Regions from separate parts of the Homo sapiens genome. Here region 2 is linked to region 1. A link is a loop called in an ENCODE intact Hi-C map of the cell type or tissue named here. Cell type or tissue: PC-3. All regions are shown on one strand. Links, peaks and the distances in the headings refer to the core of each region. The heading gives the core; the rest is flanking DNA.

Region 1 (11,045 bases), core at 1,822-9,821:
TAAACTGCAGGCTATCAGACTATTACCCATAATGCTAGTGGATGCAGTTGCATCTTTGCTGGCTTTGAAGAAACTATGAAGGGGCTGAGGAAAATAATCATATGCAAAGTTGAAATATACAAGTAGAGAGTACATGCAAAGAAATGGTCCAATTTGAATATTTTATACCATAGAGATTTTTTTAGTTAGCTCAAGTGATGGGATAAAATTCACAAATTATTCTCAGAACAAAGACTTATTCAAATTTAAATATATATATATACTCATAATATTTTTTAATGGGAAAAGACTTGTTTCTCCAAAGAAGATACAACAACTCTTGAAAGTTTGGAGGGTCCTTGATTAGCGTAACTCTTATCTGTCTGAATACTTGCTGATATTTGAGACAGATACATTAAAGAGACAGCAGTAGTTTTTAAGAGCAACAGTGCACAAAACTGCTGCCATCAAAGCAAATTTTTATCTTGCTGGGTACCTCTAGGTACTCAGAATATTCTACTGACTGTGCTTAGGGAAATTTTTCCTAAGATGAGAAATGGTTAAACTAAATTCCCTATCCATTTTACAGCAAATATATATCAGTTTGAAACAAGCAGAATTCCTGAATTGTATGTTTAGTTTTTGTTTGTTTGTTTGTTTGTTTGAGACAGAGTCTTGCTCTGTTGCCAGGCTGGAGTGCGGTGGCGTGATGTCGACTCACTGCAACCTCCAACTCCCTGGTTCAAGTGATTTTCCTGCCTCAGCCTCCTGAGTAGCTGAGATTACAAGCACACGCCACCACGCCCAGCTAATTTTTGTATTTTTAGTAGAGACAGGGTTTCACCGTGTGGGCCAGGATGGTCTTGATCCCCTGACCTCATGATGCACAAGGATTATAGGCACGAGCCACCGCACCCGGCCGTTTAGCTTTTTTTTTTTAATTAAGTGTTTTATCTTACTATAATTCTAGATTCACATGCAAACATAAACACCCATGTACTTTTTATCCATTTTCCCCTAGTAGTAACATATTTCAAAACTACAGTATAATATAACAAGCAGGATACTGACATTGACACAGTCAAGAAACAGCATTTCCATCTCTACAAGGATTTTTAATATTGTTCTTTTATAAACACACTCACTGCTCTCTGCATCTCCTCTTCCCTCCAAACTTTCCCCAGCAACCAATAATCTATTTTCCATTTGTACAGTTTTTTAATTTTAAAAATGTAATACAAGTGGAATCATACAATACGACGCAGCCTTTTAGGATTAGCTTTGTTTATACTCAGCATATTTCACTGGTTGTGTGTATCAGGACTTGATTCCTTCTCATTGCTGAGTAGTATTTCATAATATGGTGATACCACAGTTTGTTTAAACGTTCACCCATTGAAGGAAATCTAGGTTGTCTCCAGATTTTTTTTTTTTTTTTTTGAGACAGGGTCTTGGTCTGTCACCCAGGCTGGAGTGCAGTGGTGTGATCTCGGCTCACTGCAACCTCCACTTCCCGGGTTCAAGCAATTCTCCCACCTCAGCCTCCTGAGTAGCTGGGATTACAGGCACCCGCCACCATGCCCAGCTAATTTTTGGACTTTTAGTAGAGATGGGGTTTCACCATGTTGGCCAGGCTGGTCTCAAACTCCTGACCTCAGATGATCCACCTGCCTTGGCCTCCCTAAGTGTTGGGATTACAGGTGTGAGCCACTGTGCCCGGCCTCCAGGTTTTGACTATTATTAATAAAGCTACTATAAGCAACTGTGTATAGGTTTTTACATGAACATAAGTTTTAATTTTTTTGAGGGGGGGTAAATATCCAGGAGTGTCATGGCTGAGTCATATGATAGCTGCATATTTAGTGCTTTTAAAAACTGCCAGGTTATTTTCCACAGTGGCTGTACCATTTTACATTCTTATCAGAAAGGTGTTAGCAATCCAGTTTCTTCTCATTCTCACCAACACTTGGTGTTGTTACTATTCTTTTTTTTTTTTAACTTTAGACATTCTAATAGGTGTGCAGTGATATCTCATTGTGGCTTCAATTTGCATTTCCATACTGGCTGATGTTGTTCATCATCTTTTCATGGATTTATTTGTCATCTGTATGTCCCCTTCAGTGAAACATCTCTTCATGTCTTTTGTCTATTTTCTAAACTGATTTTTTTTTCACCATTAAGTTAGGAGGGTTCTTTACAAAGTGAAGATACTAGTCTTTCATTAGATATATGGATTGAAAATATCTTTCCTAGTCTGTAGTTTGTATTTTTATCCTCTTCTCAAGGTTTTACACAAAGCAAAAGTTCTAAATTTTGATGAAGTCCAATTCATCAATTTTTCTTTTTATGAATCATGTGTTTGGTGTTCAGCCTAAGTACTTTGGCCTAGCTCTAGAGCCAGAATACTTTCTCATTTTTTTCCTTTTAAGTTTTACATTTGACATTTAAGTCTATGATCCATGTTCAGTTACTTTTTTTATTAGCTATGAGACTTTGATCAGGGTTCTTTTTTTTTTTTCTTTTTGACTGTGAATGTGCACTTGCCCTTTGTGCCTTTGGCAAAAATTCATTTGGGAATATTTGTGCTGGTCTGTTTCTGAATTCTCTATTCTGTTCCATTCATTTATGTGTCTATCCTCCTTTAATATCACAGTCTTAATTACTGCAGATACATAATAAATCTTGAAATTGGGTAGACTGATTCCTCCAATGTTATTATTTTTCAAAATTGTTTTACTATTCAAATCCTTTTGCTTTTCATGTAAATTTTGGAATAATCTTGTCTCTATCTACAAAAAATCTTATTGAGTTTTGATAAAAATTTAATTAAATATGTATAACAATTTGGGGAGAACAGACATCAGTAAAGATGTTGAGTCTTTCAGTCCATGAAAATCCAACTCTTTCCATTTATTTAGTTCTTGATTTCTTCCATCAGCATGTCATAGTTTTCAACATACAAGTCCTGTATATATTTCACTAGATTTACATCAAAGTATTTCATTTTTCTGAGCAATTGTAAATTTTATTGTATTTATAATTTTGGTGTCCCTTTGTTTGTTCCTACTATATGGAAATGCAATTGATTTTGTATGTTTATCTTATAATTGTGTGATTTTGCTGAATTCACATATTAGACCTGGAAGGATTTTGTACATTTCTTGAGCTTTTCTACATGAATAATTAAATCATTTGCAAATAGAGACAGTTTTCATCTTTTATTTTATTTTTTCATCTTTTCCTGTTAGTATGCCTTTTATTTTTTTTTTTTTTCTTGCCGTATTACACTGGCCAGGACTTCCAGGACTATGTTGAAATAAGAAGGGTAGAAGCAGACATCCTTGCTTTGTTCCTACCCTTAGAGGAAAGCATTCGGTCTTTCACCATTAAGTATGGTATTAGCTTAGGTTTTACGTATATACTCTTTATCAGGTTGAGACAGCTCCACTTTAGTTCTGTATTGCTGAATTCAATTTGCTAATATTTAGAGTCTATAACCACAAGGAATATTAGTCTGCAGTTTTCTTTTGTTGCACTATCTTTGTCTGGTTTTGGTGTCAGGATAAAATTAGCTTCTTAAGATGGATTGGGAAGGTTTCCCTTCTCTTCTATTTTGTAAAAGAGTTTGTGTAGAATTAGTGTTAATTATTTAAATATTTGATAGAATTCTCTACAGAACCTATCTTGACTTAAAGATTTCCTTTGTAGGAGTTTACAATTATGAATTTCCTTAGTAATTATAGCATTGTTCAAATTGTTGATTTCATATTTAGCAAGCTGAATAAGTTGTGTGTACATGTTTAGAGATTTGTTAATTTTATCTAAGTTATAAAATTTATGTCTGTAGAATTTTTTGCAGCATTTGTCTTTTATCATTTCCATGCTTCAGGGCCTGTAGTTATATCCCTCATTTTGTTCTTGATTTTGGTAATTTGCATCCTCTCCCTCTCTTCCTATCTCTCTCAATCTCTCTCAGTCTTGGTAGGGGTTTGTCAACTTTATCTATCTTTTTAAAGAATTAGCTCTTTGTTCTTTGTTTTTCTCCCGGCTTCTCTGTTTTTAATTGCATTGATTTCTGCTTTTATCTTTATTATTTCTTTTCTTCTGCTCGATTTTTGTTTATTTTGCTCCTATTTTGTAGATTCTTGAGGTAGATTTAAATGATTGCTTTGAGACTTTTCCTCTTTCGGAATACATGTATTTTAGTGCTGAGACTCTCTTTCTCAGCACAAGTTGAGCTGCGTCCTACAAATTTTGATTTTCATTTTCATTCAGTTCAATGCATTTTTAATTTCTCTTGAAATTTCTTCTATGAATCATTTATTATTTAGAAGTATTTGTTTAGTTTCCAAGTGTTTGGAATTTTTCTATAATTTTTTTTGTAACAATTGTCTTAGTTCATTTGTGTTGCTATGAAGAAATATCTGAGACTGGGTAATTTATAAAGAAAAGAAGTTTATTTGGCTCACAGTTCTGTAGGATATACAAGAACTATGGTGCTCACCGTTCTGCAGGCTGCTTGTCCTCTGGTGAGGGTGTCAGGCTGCTTCCATTGTGGCAGAAGATGAAGAGGAGCCAGTGTGTGCAGAGGTTACATGGCAAGAGAAGAAGCAAGAGAGAGCTGTTAAAAAAAAAAAAAAAAGGACAAAAAAACAAAAACAAACAAACAAAAAAAACACAGCTCTCTTGGGAACTAACAGAGTGAGAATTCACTCACTGATGCAAGAAAGGCACCAAGCCATTCATAAGAGATCCACCGCCATGACCCTAACATCTCCCATTAGGTCCCACTTCCAACATTAGCGATCAAATTTTAACATGAGGTTTGAAGGAGTCAAACATCCAAACTAAAGTAACAATATATCAATAGATCAATAAATCAATTGATGTATTTATCAACAGGAAAATAATAGGTTTCTTATTTGATTCCATTGTGATCAGAGAACTTTTTTATTATTTTAATTCTTTTACAATTTTTGAGGTTTGTTTTATGGCTCAAGATACGATATATATTGGTATATGTTCCATGGGCAATTGAAAATAATGCATATTCTGTTGTTTTGGGTTGGAATATTCTGTAACTGTCAAGTAGAATTTATCTGTTGATGATTTTGTTGAATTTTTCTATGGTTGCTGATTTTCTGTTGCTGTTTTTAAATCAATTATAGAGGGAGGGACATTGAAGTCCCCATCTATACTTATAGATTTGTCTTTTTCTCCTTTCATTTCTATCAGTTTTTGCCTCACATATTTTGCAGTTCCATTGTTTGGTATATACACACTTAAGATTACTATGTCCAGTTGGTGCACTGATCCCTTTATCATTATATAATGTCTGTCTCTGCCTCTGGTAAATTTTTTTGCTCTGAAGTTAACTTAATCTGATTAGTATAGCCATTCCTACTTTCTTTTGATTAATGTTTGCATAATATACTTTTTTCCATCTTTTTGCTTTCAACCTACCTATATCTTTATACTTAAGGTGAGTTTCTTGTAGATAGTACGTAGTTGAGTCATGTTTTCTCATCCACATTACTAATATGTCTTCTAATGGTATACTTGACTATTTAATTTAAAGTAATTACTGGTATGTCAGGACTTAAGTTTGCCATGTTATTTTTTATTTTCCATTTCTACTTTTTCATGTAGTTAAATTTACATAACATAAACTTTATTATTTTTAAGTGTACAGTTCTATGGTATTGAGTACATTCACACTTTTGTGTAACTGCTACCACTATCCACCTCCAGAAATGTTTTATCTTCCCCAACTGAAACGCTACACCCATCAAAGATTAACCCCCATTCCTGAACCCCTTAGCCTCTGGCAACCCCCATTTTACTTTCAGTTTCTATGAATTTGATACTCTAGATATCTCAAGTAATTGGAATCATACAGTGTTTGCCCTTTTGTGACTGACTTATTTCACTTAGCATAACATCATCAAAATTCATCCGTGTTGTAGCATGTGTCAGCATTTTCTTTCTTTTTCTAAGGCTGAATTTCACTGTATGTGTGTATAACATTTTGTTTATCCCTCCATGTGTGGATGGACATGGATTGCTTCCCTCTCTTGGCTATTATGAGTACTGCTGCTATAAACATGCATGTACAAATATCTATTCTAGTCCCTGCTTTCAATTATTTCGGGTATATACTCAGAAATTGAATTGCTGGGTCATATGATAATTCCATGTTTGATTTTTTTTAGAAACTACCAAACCATTTTCCATAGTGACTGTACGCTCCTACATTCACATCAGCAATGCACACTTTTCCATATCCTTGTCAACTTATTTTCTGTTTTTTAAAACTAATAATCATCTTTCTGCTATTTTTTTGTTTCTCTAGTTTTCTTTTACCTGCTTTCTTATATGTTATTTGAATATTGTAAATAATTTCCTTTTTAATTATCTGTGGTGGTTTTGAGTGTATCCTTTTAACAGAGCTTATTTAGTGTTTGCTCCAGGTATTACACTGTATAATTTCTCATAGTCTACTGGTGTAGTCATTTTACCAGTTTGAGTAAAGTATAGAAAACTTTCCATACTTTACACATCTTTACTCTTCCCTGTTTATAATTGTTTTAAATATTTCCTCTATATTCATTTAGAACCTCATCAGATAGTGCCATTTTTTTCCCTTACAACTTCAAACATAATTCAGCTAACTAGAGGGAAGAATGAATATCTATCATATTTACCTATATTTTTGCTTACCACATTCTTTTTTCCTGCTGGTTGTCCTGATATGGAGCCGCAGGTTTTTCAGTGATGTTTAGCTAAAATAGGGTGGTTCTTGTCTAAAAGTATTCTAGCTTGATAGGCCCCTCCTTTCCTTCTTTTATTATTTTCTTTGGGTTTACATTATTTTCTTTAGCCATTCTTTTAGAGTAGATCAGTCAACAACAAATTCTGTTTGCTTTCATTTGAGAATGTCTTGATTTTCTGTCATTACTGAACATTATTTGGATATAAGATTCTGAGATTGCAGTTCTTTTCTGTCAGCACTTGCAGAAAAAATTGTGCCACTTCCTCCAGATCTCTAGTATATTTGATGAGGAATTGGCTAGCATTCAAATTGTTTTCACCTATAGGTAATGTATTGTTTTCTCTGATTTCTTTTGAGTTTTTCTTTGTCTTTGTTCTCAGATGTTTAATTATGGTGTCTTGACGTGTATTGGGTTTATCCTGTTGGTGTTTGCTTAGCTTCTGGGTCGGCAGGTTTATATCATTTGCAAAATTTGGGAGATTCTCAGCTATTATTTCTTTGAGAACTTTTTCAGCCTCACTTTCTTTCTTCTCTCTCAAATGGCAATGACATGAATGTTAGATCTTTTGTTATAGCCTTACCTAGCCCTGGGGCTCTTCATGTTTTGTTTTGTTTTGTTTTGTTTCCAGTCTATTTTCTCTCTGTATTTCAGATTGGGGAATTTCTGTTGTTTAACTTCCCATTCACTGATTCTTTCTTCTGTCCCCTCCATTCTGCTATTGATCCTATCCATGAGGTTTTTTTTGTTTTGAGACAGAGTTTCACTCTTGTTGCCCAGTGCAATGGCACATTCTCGGCTTACCACAACCTCCACCTCCCAGGTTCAAGCAATTCTCCTGCCTCAGCCTCCCAAGTAGCTAGGATTACAGGAATGTGCCACCACGCCCGGCTAATTTTGTATTTTTAGTAGAGACGGGGTTTCTCCATGTTGGATAGGTGGTCTCAAACTCCCAACCTCAGGTGATCTGCCCGCCTTGGCCTCCCAAAGTGCTGGGATTACAGGCATGAGCCACCACACCTGGCTGATCCTATCCATAAATTCTTAATTTTTTTATGTCTGTATGCTGCTGAAGAGTGTCTAATTTTGATCATTGCATTTTTCAGTCCTAAAATTCTCATTTGATTTTTCTCTATATGTTCTGTTTATTTGGTGAGACTTTCTGTTTCCTTGATGAGGCTCTGTTCTCTGTTTGTTCCAAACATATTTGTAATTATTTATGGAAACATTTCATGATGGCTGCTTTGTTAGATAATTTATCAGATTTGTTAATTTTGTAGAATCTGCTAGATAATATATTTATCAGATAATTCTAACATACCTGCCATCTTGTTTTTGGTATCTATTGATTCCCTTTTTTCCATTCAATTTCAGATCTTCCTGGTTTTCGGTAGAATGAGTGATATTTTTATTGATAATTAAACATTTTGGTTATTACATTGTGAGATTCTAGATCTTATTTATACCTTCTGTTTTAGCTGGTTTCTTCGGACACTGCTTTGACAGGGAAAGTGGGTCACCACCTTGTTATTGCCAAGTGGGAGTAGAAGTCTGTGTTCCCCCTTAGCCTCCTTTGATAGTTAAAAATCCTGACTCTTCACTAGGCCTCCCCTAATACCAGTCCAGCAGGAAGGAGAGGGGCATCACATTACTGTTGGGTGGGGGTAGATAGAAGTCCAGGCTTCCAACATGGTCTCCACTGACAACTGAAGACAACTTCATTACCACCTGATGGAGATAAAAGCTCTAGCTCCCTAATAAGCCTTCTCTGACACTATGGCAGTGGGGGAGTTGGGGACCCTCTTTATAACTGGGCAAGGGTAAAAGTCTGAACTCTCTGCTTGGCCTTTGCTGGTAGGGATGTGAGTGGAGGTACAGTTTTACCTGTGATACTTGTTGAAGTAGAGTGGTAGTTGTGTAAAAGTTTTCTGGTTTGCTAGATTCCCCTTTTCCTTGGCTTTTGTAGGAACTTTTGTGTCAGCATTTGATGGCAATTCCAGGTTGCTGGCTTCTTCATCTCTAGGTCTGGAGTATATAAAGCAAAAACAAAACGAAACAAAAACAGAAGATGAAGCAAACAACCCCAGGGAACTCACCATCATGTAATCATGTGATTCTTTGGATCTTAAGGTCCCTGGACAGACTGCCTCCTTTTTGTCATTGTTTAGAGTCTTCTGATATTTGTTTTATATATAACTCTTGGGGGGGGGTGGTTAGTGTATCTAGTAGGAGGAATAGGTAAAAGTACATCTACTCCATGGAAACCTCGGCTTAGTTTTAACATCTGTCAGTAGGTAAGAAGGTCTTCCCTCTTTCCTTCTTCTTCATAGGAAGTAAGAGCTGGCATGTTGAGATAGCAGCAAGAATGTGAGCTTAAGTCATGTGCCTCTTATGTTAGATAAGATAAACTTGAATAAGCCTCTTTTCCTCATTTCCTCTATGGTAAATCTTAAAAATAATATTTTAGTTGCAGCAGGGCATTAAACCAAGAGTTAAGGCTACAGGGGCCAAAGTAAATTTTTCCCATTTAACATTTCTACATTGGCAATTCAGAGTTTGTTGCAGGCAGCTTTTGAAATGAATCCCAACAACTCTCCCCTTGGAGTATTCATATCCTTATGCAATTCCCTACCCTTGAATGTGGGCTGGTCTTAGTGACTGACCTAGTGACTCCTCTAATAATAAAGAGCATAGGGCAAAAGTGATTGGATGTTGCTTCTTAGATTGGGTTACAAAAGACCATGTCCCCTTTTGCTTACTCTTTCTTGCCTTGCCCATGCTGATGGAAGCCAGCTGCTATATTGTGAGCTTCTCCGTGAACAGGACCACAAGACACAGAACTAAGGATGGCCTTGGATCAACAGCCAGTGAGGAATTGAGGCCCCACAGACCAACAATCCTAAAGGAACTAGTCCCGCCAACAACCACTTGTGTGGGCTCGGAATCAGGTCTACCCCAATTCAGGTGCGTGTTTCTTAAGGATTCCAGAATTCTAGCTACCTTGGGGCTTATCTGACTGAATCAACACAATGTCCACATGTACAACAACAATGTGACGTTCTGCAGGATGTCCAAATGGCCTGGATCTCATCTGACTATATTATGATGGAGGGTGGAAGAGTGAGCACAGCATTAGAGCAAAACTGTAAATGTCACATGCTGCAAATCAAATCTTAAACCAGAAGTCTGTATACATGTAGATATGTTTCTGAAGTCTAGTTTGTTCTATTTGTTTACCCTTCCACTAGTAAGAGTTAATTACTGTAGCTTAAAATAAGTTTTAATATCTTATAGGAATTATAAATTAGGTTTTGTTCTTTTTTTATTATTCTCAACTCTCTCTATTTTCATATAAATATTAGAATCAGCTTCCCAGTTTTGAGACACACACACACACACACATACACAAACACACACACGTTGTGGGATCTTTTAAAGTTGGGATTGCTTTGGATTTACATCAATTTGTGAATAGTTGACATCTTTACAACTTTGAGTCTTCTGATCTACAAACATAACAAGTTCCTATATTTATTTAAGTTTTCTTTAATTTCTATCAATGATGTTTGGAAGTTTTCAGTGTTGAGATTACGTCTATATATTCTTAGGCATTTGATGATATTTTATACTATTGTAAGTGGTATTTAAATTTCTTTCTTTTGTTATTGGTATGCAGAAATAGAATTGCTTTCTATATTGAATAAGAATACAATGATTTATTAACATCATTTGTAAACTATAATTATCTGTAGAATTTTTGGATATGCTATTAAAATGATCATGATAATATTTTTCATTTCCAGTATTTATTCTGTTACATATTTTTGTTGACTTGTTAAAGTCATTAATACTCCAGGACAATGTTGAATAGCAGTGGTGCAGATATGTAATCTTGTCTTGTTCCTGATCAAGGTGCAAAAGGTAGAAAAGTGAAAAGCTTTTAAAAACTCATCTTTATAGCCAGGCATGGTGGCTCATGCCTGTAATCCCAGCACTTTGGGAGGCTGAGGTGGGCAGGTCATCACTTGAGGTCGGGAGTTTGAGACCAGCCTGGCCAACATGGTGAAACCCCATCTCTACTAAAAATACGAAAATTAGCCAAGGGTGGTGGCAGGCGCCTGTAATCCCAGCTGCTCAGGAGGCTGAGACAGGAGAATCGCTTGAACCTGGGAGGCGGAGGTTGCAATGAGCTGAGATCGCACCACTGTACTCCAGCCTGAGCAACAGAGCAAGACTCTGTCTCAAAAACAAACAAACAAAAACAAAAAAAAACCTTCATTATTACAAATGATATTC
Region 2 (11,045 bases), core at 1,468-9,467, 110 kb before region 1:
AGAGGCTGAGGCAGGGAGATTTGCTTGAACCCGGGAGGCGGAGGTTGCAGTGAGCCAAGACCTCACCACTGCACTCCAGCCTGGGCTACAGAGCAAAACTCTGTCTCAAAATAACAATAATAATAATAATTACAAAGCTGGTGGGGGTGGGCATAGGAAACAATAAAATAGATAAATTAATAGCCAACTTAAGCAGAAACAAAGGGCAAAGGACAAATAGGCACAAAGGAAATGAAAAGGACAAAACAAACAGAACAAGAAGAAATATAAACATCGTAAGAGAATACTTTGCTTTTGAGTATTCAAATAAATGTAGAATCTAGATATAATTGGATAATTATCTAGAAAAATATACATTGTCAAATCATACCCCAGAAGATACTAAAAGTCTTTATTTATTGAAATAAGAGAAAAATGATCTGTAGAAGAAATAGAGAATATTATTACAAAACTATAATTTCAAGAAGCACCAGGCCCAAGTTATTTCACAGCAGATTTTTACATCAACTTTTATGAAATATGAAATAGGTAATTCCAATGTAACTTAAGCTATTTCAGAACACTAAACAAGACGAAAAACCCTTCCAAATTCTCTGTATGAAGGTAGCATAAAACATTCCAAAAATTCAATAAAAATCCATAACTACACTCAATCACAATTATGAATGATGATGTAAAAATCCAAATTAGGTATTAGAAACAAATGTAGCAACACATAAAACTCCAAAGAGAGTTCATCCCCAGAGTACAAGGATGGTCAATATGTAAAGGATGTCTAGTAAAATAGGGAAATTTTGGATGTCCATTAGTAAGACTATTATTTATATTGTTCTGGGCCATCAGTCAATGGATTAGAAAAAAAATTCATATGAAGAAAACCTTAAAATGTAACCGAAAGAAAAAAAAAAGACTAAGCAAATGGAAAGGCATAGACACTGTGTACCCAGAAGATTCAGTGTCATACTAACTCTTGCTAAACTGACTTATAACTCTAACATTATCTCAATTTTGAAAACCTAAAGGAAGAAACTAAAATTACACATCACAACACGGATGGATCTTAGAAATAAAATGTTGATCTCAATAAGCTCAAAGGAGTATATGATTCTGTTTATATGAAATTAGAAAACAGGCAAACTTAATTTGCTATGACAGGCCAGCAATTAGAAGGAAGCACAGGGAGTTTCTGGGCTTCTGGCAATGCTCCGCTCCTTGATCTGTGAACTGCTCACATGCATGAGTGTAGTTTGTATTCAGTATGAATAAATAAGCAAAGAAGAATTGCCAGGAAAATTCTAGAAAAAAATATTAGCCAAGATTAGTCCCAGCAGACACTATAATATTGTGGCATGGGGGGATAGGTAGACAGACTTGTCAGTGAGATGGAACAGAGAACCAGGAAGTGGTATGGAATAGAAGAAAACCTATGGAAAATAATTTTCAGTAAATGGGAAAGACTATTTGTACTACAACTTAGAAACAATAAAGGAACAGATTCAACAACAGATTCAACTATGTAGAAGTAAAAGCAAGAAAACAAGCAAGCAAGACAGAAAAAGAGAAAGTGGGGAGGGAATGAAGAAAGAAAGAGGAAAGAAAGAAAAAGAAAAAATCTAGACAAATCAGGAAAAATATGTGAACCTCATGACCAAGACATATAAGTTAGTATACACAGACCTCCTAAACATCAGTAAGAAAAGACCAACCAAAAATGGACAAAGAAATAACAGGTAGTTCACAGTAAGGGTAATTAAATGACCCAAACATAGGAAAAAATGTGCAATCTCACTCACAATAAGCAACGCACTTTACAACTATGGGAGACCAGCTGCCACTATCAGACTGGGAAAAGACAAGTTGTTGCTGTGTTGAGAAAGGTGCTGGTGGGAGTGTAAAGTTTCCTAGCTCCTGTGGAGGCCCATTTAGCCACATCTGTCAAAATTACAAATGCATGTGCCCTTTGACTCGGGAATCCCATTCGCAGGAATTTAACCTACTTGTATGCAGGCACTTGTGCAAATGGCAAATTATGAAGATATTTGCTGCAGGGCTGTATGTGATAACAGAAAATTGAAAGTAGCCTAAATTTCCATCAAAGGCAGTCATTAAAGAAACGATTATGCAGCAGACAGTGAGTACTACAGAAAAGTTAAAGACAATGAGGCAACTTTTAATGTCCTGCCTTTAAATTTATATGATACATATATATTTAGAGAGAGAGAGAGATGCATACATCTATCTCTGGATGTATTGTGTACATCTATTTCTGGAAAGATACAAATTAAATTCTTAAGCAAGAAAATGGATGGCTGGGGAGTAAACAGTGTGGGGGAGAATTTTAACTTTTCAAATTATCCTTTTGTGTATATGACCTTTTCAAAATGTGTATTTTATTTCATTTTATTTAAAGATATGTATATAAAAATAACTAAGAGAACACACATACAAGTTTTTCTAGGTTACTTCTACGTGGAAAACATTTAAAAATATGGAGGCAACTGATCAAGAGAATAATTAACAGCTAAGAGAATATTAACTTTGCTTTCAAAAGTAGGGTTAGAATCCATCTAAGTAGGAAAAATAAAGTTTTCAGTACCAAAGTTAATATGAAGGAGAATCAATATTCTGTATAAATGGAAGCTGTGGCTCAAAACCATAATTTGTCAATATTTTTTCAAGATGTTTAATTTGAAATCTTTGCATTAGGCTGGGGGCTTTTATTTAAAAAAAAAAAGATATTCTTACGTTATTACAGAAAACCAGTTTGTCCAAGATAATTTTCAGGTAAGGAAATACCCCTGAAAGGGATACTTACTGGAAACTTTCACTCATTGAACCCTCACCTTTATCAAGTGACATTGTAAAAGATTAGGAAGACTTCAAATGACCCTGTGATTAAGTAGCAACCACAAATAATACTTCACATTTATATGGCACATTATAGTTTTCAAAGTACTTCACATTCACCAGTGCCTTCAGGATAACAAAGACGACCCTATAGGGTAACAACAACATCCATACATTCAGGAAGGGCACATCGTAATGCAGATTCTATGTCTTTGGGCACTGAAAATTCTTACAGAGAATAAGTGATAACCATGAGGTTAGATAAAGCAGCAACGGGAATGGATTCAAACAGAGCAGTCATAGCTGGTATGTTCCGCATTCACATATAAGAGAAGAAAAGGTCAGATAAGTTAATTTAAGAGTGCTTTAGAAATGTCAGAAAATATTTTAAAATACTGCAGAAAAAACAGAGATTATTTCATGAAAGAAACCGGAACTACACAGATTGTGCTAAATTAACATACGCTTCATGCATTAACAAAATAAATGATTGGATTTATTTAGTCTTTCTCTTCTGAGAATTTCAAAAGAGCTGTTCAATTTTATCATCTCATTACTTCTCATTGTAGTCATTATATAGTATTCTTAAAGGGGTATGTTAATATTAGTCTAATTTTATATGTGGATGAAAAATTTGGAGAATTGAATAAAATCTCAAGGTCTCTAAAATGGTCAGTGGTGTAAGTTCAGCTTTTAATGAATGTCGCAGTCCACTTTGAGGGAGTTACACCTCCCAAAAATAGACCTGATATACAGAAAACCATCATTTTCATAGAACAAATAAGATATAAGTCACTACAGAGTAAATTTGCGCAGGGAAAGAAAGTTAACTCACAAAAACAGGTAGTATGACCAACTTTTGGCATTTAAAAAACAAACAAAGCAAGTATAAACCAATTTCTCTATGATTTATTCTCTGTGACCTTAGAAGGATGACTAACCTTTTTTTAAAAAAAAAATCTTTGTCCTCTGTGTCCTTTGTTTAATATTTCTAGCAGGTTGTGAAGAATTAGTCATTATGTTTGAAAAGAGTCCAATGAATTGTAAATACAATAAAACCAATTTTCATCAGACAAATGTGCAAAAATGGCAACTCAGGGTAAATGGCAGCCTTCCTATCTCAGGTCCAAGGTCATGAGCTTGATAGTTTACTTCAGAAAGGATATCTTCCAGGGTTTACAAAAGATCTGGGCTTTCTGGAACCACTCAGGTTTTTACATTGTTGCATTATTGAATGAAGTAGCTCATTGTCCATTTCAGCGGCCCTTGCTATAATCTGTAACTTTAAGCATGAACAGGCAGGGCTCCAGTCCTGTCCACTGATTAAAGTTACAAAAATTCTAAAAATCACAATTACTCTGTCTAAAGCTGAAAGGTAGCTGAAGCTATGAGAATAAAGAGTAACCTAACACAGGCTGAATTCAAAGCTTTGACACTAACAACAGATGCCAATAAATGTTAACTTATTACTGTTACCGTATCATCACCACCATCAGCATTGTTGTCATTATTCTTACTTGTTTAACTGCACTTTTTTTTCACTTGTTTGTTTGTTTTAACCTGTCACTAAACTGAAGCTCAAGACCCCACATCTTTAAATGCATGAAAATGAACCAGAGAAGCAGAGTCAAGAGAAAAAGGCTAATTTACAAGCTCACAAGACCTTCAAAAAGAACTTCATGCTATTTTTTACTAACACCTCCTTCATTTATAATTACTCAGCTGTCATACTGACATAATGAACTGGGCCTTCAGATAATGTGAAAGTCGAAACACTCCCTTGTAGTATTTGTTCACTTAAACTTTCTCCAGATAATTGCTTGCCAAACCCCTCCTGTCCCTCAAGTCTTTGCTCAAATCTTATCTTCTCAATGAGGCTACTCTGTCCTCCCTACTGAATACCAGGTTAACCCCCTCCCCATTCCTGACTCATCTTACCCATCTTTTCTTACACTCCTCTTAATGTTTATAAAGAAATTATCAAATCTAACATACTACATAATTTACTTATTCATCCTGTCTATTTTTCATCTGATCCTGCTAAAATATAAGCTCCATGGTAACAGGCAACTTTGTTTTATTCACCATTATATTCCAAATAACTAGAATTAATGCTTGACGTTCACAAAAATAGGTATCAAATGATGAAACTAATCTTTCTGTATATTCTGTCCAATCTGTTACAAACCAAGTGAATATTCTTATTACTTGGATTTATTGCAGCATTGTTCATGATGAGTAAGTCAGAATACTGGTGACAACAGGGCTGGGTTCAAAGGCTCAAACCTGTAATCCCAGCACTTTGGGAGGCTGAGGCAGGCGAATCAGCTGAGGTCAGGAGTTCAAAACCAGCCTGGCCAACATGGTGAAATCCTGTCTCTACTAAAAATACAAAAATTAGCTGGGCGTGATGATGGGTGCCTGTAATCCCAGCTACTCTGGAGGCTGAGGCAGGAGAATTGCTTGAACCTGGGAGGCAAAGGTTGCAGTGAGCTGAGATCGTGCCACTGCACTCCAGCCTGGGCAACAGTGCGAGACTCTGTCTCAAAAACAAACAAACAAACAAACAAACCAAACCAAAACAAAAAAAACTGATGACAACAAGATAAAAGTTACAATTAATCTCATATATGTATAATTTGGTTTGCTCAGAAAGCATTATGTTTTTAGATGTGATATACTTGAGAGTCTTGGAAGTTACTAATCCAACTTTTAATTCTGACTATCCTAAGGAAAATGTTTAAATTTTTTTGGCACAGTGAAATTGATCTTTGGTGTAGGAAAATATACTAAATGAGGGGCGGGGGGAGAAGGGATAAATATGCCTTCTATTGAATTTTCTGTTTCAATAAGTCCTTCATAAACAATACCTAATATTAAAATAACAGCTAATATGTATTAGCACTAGTTAAATGCTATGCTTTAATGCATTAGCTCAATGAATCCTCAAAACAACACCACAGGGCAGATACTATTATTCCACCATTTTACAAAGGGGAATAAAGACGAGGTTTCAAGTAACAAAGGCGAAGCCAAGATTGGAGTCCATGTCTTCCTGCATATGCTTGCTGTTAATCGCAGTGTTATATTCCCTTGTATTGCTCAGCAACTGATGGTGGGTTACACCAAATTATACCACCCAGGTAAAACACACACACATACACACTTGCCCTATCTCCCAAGTGTAATCCAAGGTAAGTATGACAGCTGGCATTTCCAAAGTTTCAGGATACCAATCCAGATGCTTTTTGTCTCAAGAAGTTTGGCACGGGGCCTGATATGGGCAATCCTATTGAGCTACTAATAATCTCTAAAATTGTGTGTTTTACCTCTAGAAATGGAAAGGTTTGGGGAAAAATAACTAAAAGTTGGGGGAAACATTTTATATCCCAGAAAGTTTTCCATTTTTTAAAGAATTCACATACAGTTTTTGAGGGACTATTTTTCCTCACCCCTCCCTTTAACCGCTGCAGTTTTTCATCTCTCCTCATATCCAGATATCTCAGACCATTTTTAAGGTCTTTCTATTCATATTTCCTTTCTCAGCTCCTTCCAAGAAAATATCCTTTTCTCTAGTTGAGTGACCTCAATGGCTGGTGAACCCATAATCATTGTTCTGTGTCTCTATGAATAGTTTCTTCCTCCATCTCCTCATGATTGCATCACTCCCCCACCATCTTTTTCTTTTTCTTTTTCTTTTTTTTTTTTTTTTTTTTGAGACAGAGTCTCACTCTTGTTCAGGCTGGAGTGCGGTAATGCAATCTCAGCTCACTGCAACCTCCGCCCCCGCCCAGGTTCAAGTGATTCTCCTGCTTCATCCTCCTGAGCATCTGAGATTACAGGTGTCTGCCATCATGCCTGGCTAAGTTTTGTATTTTTAGTAGAGATGGGGTTTCACCATGTTGACCAGGCTGGTCTCAAACTCCCGACCTGAAGTGATGATCTGTCCACCTCAGCCTCCCAAAGTGCTGGGATTACAAGCGTGAGCCACTGCGCCCAGCCATTCCCATCCCTTTTCACTTACCTAATCCTACCCACCCAGAAGTCCCCACTTACGTTTCATCTGCAAGACTCTCTCATACTGAGGGTGACCAGCCACCCCAAGACTTCAGCACTGAATGTCCTGTGACCAGGAATCCAGGACATTTGTCCACCTCACACAACCCTCCTCACTGATACCCACCATCTTTCAGCTGCTCCACAACTCCATCCACTCCACAAAGCCTGTCCCTCTCTCGGGTTGCTATCTCCTTATACTGGTTTATCTTGACTCTGTAAGACCCTCGATGGCAAGGACAACTCTGGATTAATGCCCACCATCTCCACTTCCTCATCCCTCATTTTTTCACTGTAAACCACACCCCCCCATGGTTTTGAACTACTGAAGCTGAATTTGTAAACGTCAGAGGTTTCTTCACCACCAATTCCCGTGGCAACTTTTTCCTCTTCTTCCTCTCTAGGGTCATGACTGCTCCCGCAGGTAGATTAGATCTCCTATGAAAGGGATTATCTTTTCTGGTATTAGCTACTGAGGCTCCTTTCAGACAGGAAACTGAAGTCAAAGCAGGTGCAAGAGAGAGGAAAAGCATAATCACGCTCTGAGCTTATGGTCGTCAGGTCTAAGTGGAAGCCCAAGAGAGAAAGCCAGGTGTTCTGGGTTAATGTGAGGGCTGAATTCCATTTCGTAGTCTCATTTGCCTTTAGTAACATCTTTCTTAAATGACCCAGCTTTGTCTGTACTGCCCGTGTTATCACAAGGTTTTGAACAAAGGGTCTTATGCCCTCACTTGAACAAGTGCTTTATCGGCAGAGTTTATTTCCCTTTGTGGACAATTCTCAAATTTTTTTGATCTCAGGATCTCTTAATGTGCTTAAAAATTATTAAAAACCTCAAAGAGTTTTTGTGTATGTGCTTCATAACTATCAATCACTTCTGTATTGGAAATTAAAACAGAGACATCTAAAATATTTATTTATAGCTTTATTTTAAAGATAACATTAATAATTCCATTACATGGTAACATTAAATACATTTTTAGAAATAATTCATTTTCCCCAAACTAAAACATATAGGTAAGTTGACTGGTATTGTTTCATATGTTTATAAATTTCTTTTATGCCTGGGTTAATAGAAGACAGCTGCATTGTCTTATATGTTTCTGCATTCAACGTGTTGCAATATATTGTCCTGGCTGAAGTATATGGAGAAATTCTAGCCTCATAAAGATATGTATTTGCAAAAGGCAAAGCATTTTTTTAACTTTTTGTTTGGATGGAGTTGTAGATTTACATGCAATTGTAAGAAATAATACAGAGGAATCCTAAAACCTTTCACCTGATTTTCTCCAATGGAATTATGCATAATTATTATGCAATAATTATGCAATAATCATGCATAATTACCATACAATATCACAACTAAGAAGTCAACATTGATAAAATCCAATGACTTTATTCAGATTTCACCAGTCCTACATACATTCGTGTGTGTGTGTGTGTGTGTGTATATTTAGTTCTATGTGATTTTATCACATATGCAGATTTATGTAACCATCATCACAGTCAAGACACAGTACAGTTCCATCCCACAGGTCTCTCATGCTACTGTTTTTATACTTGTTCCTTTCCTCCCTTTCTCCTTCCTCACCTCTCTAACTCTTGATAACCACTAATCTTTTCTAAGGCAGATGTATCTTTAACAGCCTTTTCAGGTAACCATGGATATTCTTTGATACCATAAAAAAGTAGTAGTCGCTTAAAGATTAGTTGCAGTGTGGAATGTGAAACCATTGTTAATGAACTTTTCTTTAATACACTTTGAATGGATCTTTTTGCATACTTTGGAGATACCAAAATGACATTGGTCGTTTGGAACATATTGGTTCTCTGAGCTATTTAGATTTTCCAAATGTTGCCACATCTCATTACCCAATATCAAAAATCTCATTAATTGATATCACTACCAATCTTATCAGGAAAGTCTTGTAAGTATTTGAAAAGTTGTTGAGCTCATATTAGCAGCTAAAAGCTTTCTAAAATCCTGGTTGTTGCTTGGAAGCTCAAATTTTAACACTGGTAACAAATACTGCCAGTGGTTTTCCACGGAATAAGAGATTCACTTTGTTCATTTTCAAGAAAATGTCTTCTTTTTTTTTTTTTTTTTTTTTTTTTGAGATGGAGTCTCGCTCTGTCGCCAGGCTGGATGCAGTGGTGCGATCTCTGCTCACTGCAAGCTCCGCCTCCGGGGTTCACGCCATTCTCCTGCCTCAGCCTCCCGAGTAGCTGGAACTATAGGTGAAATGTCTTCTTAATATCCAAGTCTGAATAATTATAATTTGTCTATCAATCATTCTTTCAAGTAAAAATGGTGTTCCATTAAAAAAGCAGGTGAGATCAATGTACAACTCAAAGAATTACCCAAGCGCTTTTTATTTCTTTTTATTTTTTTGAGACAGCGTCTTGCTCTGTCACCCAGGCTGGAGTTCAGTGACATGATCTCGGCCCACTGCAACCTCTGCCTCCCAGGCTCAAGTGATTCTGCTGCCTCAGCCTCCCAAGTAGCTGGGATTACAGGCGGGAGCCACCATGCCTGCCTAATTTTTGTATTTTTAGTAGAGATGGGGTTTCACCATTTTGGCCAGGCTGGTCTGGAACTTCTGACCTCAAGTGATCCGCCCACCTTGGCCTCCCAAAGTGCTGGGATTATAGGCATGAGCCACCACGCCCAGTCAAGTGCTTTTTCTTTAAAATGTCATCATACTTGGGTGTGCAGAAATGCTTTATATGCATTTCTCATTTTGTCATATAGAATATTAATCACCTGTACTGAGGATTTGAGAGTAAATAAAATCGGTATTTTTTACTGCTTTGTCAGGGACATTTTAAAGTGAACCTGGCATTTTTCTTGTACTGCATGTGCATGACACTGAAGAATACTACAGTTTGAAGCCACTACCTTGGTTTGTGCAACTCATCCTTGCTTTTTGCATCATCAGTGCAAATGTCAACAGAGTGAATAAAAGCAAATAACATTTTCCTAGAATTAGGAAAACAGTTTTGACCTTGTAGACCCCCTGAAAAGATCTCAGGGGTCTCTCAGGGGCCTCGGATCACACTAAGAACTGCTGAGCTAAGATAATAAGCGAAGCAGTAATTAGTTAAAGATTCCCAAACAGAAGGTGGTTCTTAAGGGTTGATTCTTCTTTCAAGACCAGCATTGGAGAATCCAAATACATATATAAAAGAGCAACCCCATACAGCCATTCCTTCTTTCCTGGACACTAACTTTTTGTCCTCTTTGTCTAATTCTTTTAAACTCTTTCCTTTTCTCATTCTTGCCACCATCTGTTTAAATATACATTTGCCACCCGATTTCTGTCTTAGCTCTCTGTTCTTGTGTTGCGATATATGTCCTTGGTGGATTGTGCTGGACTCGAAAGAGCAGATGTGGTTACAGTACATGCCTATGAGTAGGGCACGACACCAATGCTTTTCTCCAAATGCCAGATTTGGGGGGTTAAAAATAGCACCGAAGCAACAAATGATACATTTTAGGATAATCAAGCACAAGACAGACTCTCATCTGGGACAGTTTCCTGCTCAGAGGTACCAGATGGGGAACAGGTCCCAGAGAATCACACTGGTCGGTGATCAAGGAGGAGGAATCTGAGTTGTGGTGTGGAGGGTTACAGACACTTGGCACTCCTCTTAGTACCAGGCGTTCGACTCAAGAGAGGGGTAAAGTCTACCTAACCTAGAAGATTCTGCAGACTGGATTCCTCTGGAACGTGATGAGATTTGTTTTGGCAGGCAGCAGAAGGGCAGAGCACAGAGTCAGCCAGCATGAATGAAACGGATATAGTTTCAGATGGACGTTCTAAGTCAAAGGCACCCCCACCCTGCCCCAGCACTTCCCCACCCTTGATCTCTGCATGACCCAAGAGCGAAGTTTGCTTCAGTACCTGACATGCTGCTTAGGACACTTCTTCCAAAATACGATTTCCTCTACCCTTCTTCGTCTTTCTGAGTTCCTGGTTCTCTCCCGTTCCATCTTTATAATCAGTTGCCTCAGAGCAACACACCAATAAATTACCTTTTCTCTAAAACAATATTCCAGGTCATTTCATATCATTAATATCCACCTAGTTGCCCAAGCTCAAAGCCTGGGAAGAAGTATCTTGAACACTTCCCATAAACAT

What was found. Peaks named below come from ENCODE experiments on the same cell type or tissue, not always from the same donor. Only the 100,000 strongest peaks of a DNase experiment are listed, where the experiment ranks them.
Region 2: it touches region 1 in a loop (4-fold over the local background); 5 of 110 quality-filtered maps call a loop at or near these places.

The regions. Positions count from the first base shown.
Region 1 is chr1:233,418,979-233,430,023 of GRCh38, forward strand. No RefSeq gene overlaps it. Among named protein-coding and RNA genes, the nearest start is that of MAP3K21, 97 kb to the left of the region's middle. In PC-3, for the core only: a CTCF peak has its summit at 6,048 (motif pointing left); no DNase peak of the experiment used is centred there; H3K4me3 peaks cover 329 bases.
Region 2 is chr1:233,312,021-233,323,065 of GRCh38, forward strand. It overlaps a transcript of PCNX2 not described here. Among named protein-coding and RNA genes, the nearest start is that of MAP3K21, 10 kb to the right of the region's middle. In PC-3, for the core only: no CTCF peak of the experiment used is centred there; no DNase peak of the experiment used is centred there; H3K27ac peaks cover 1,201 bases.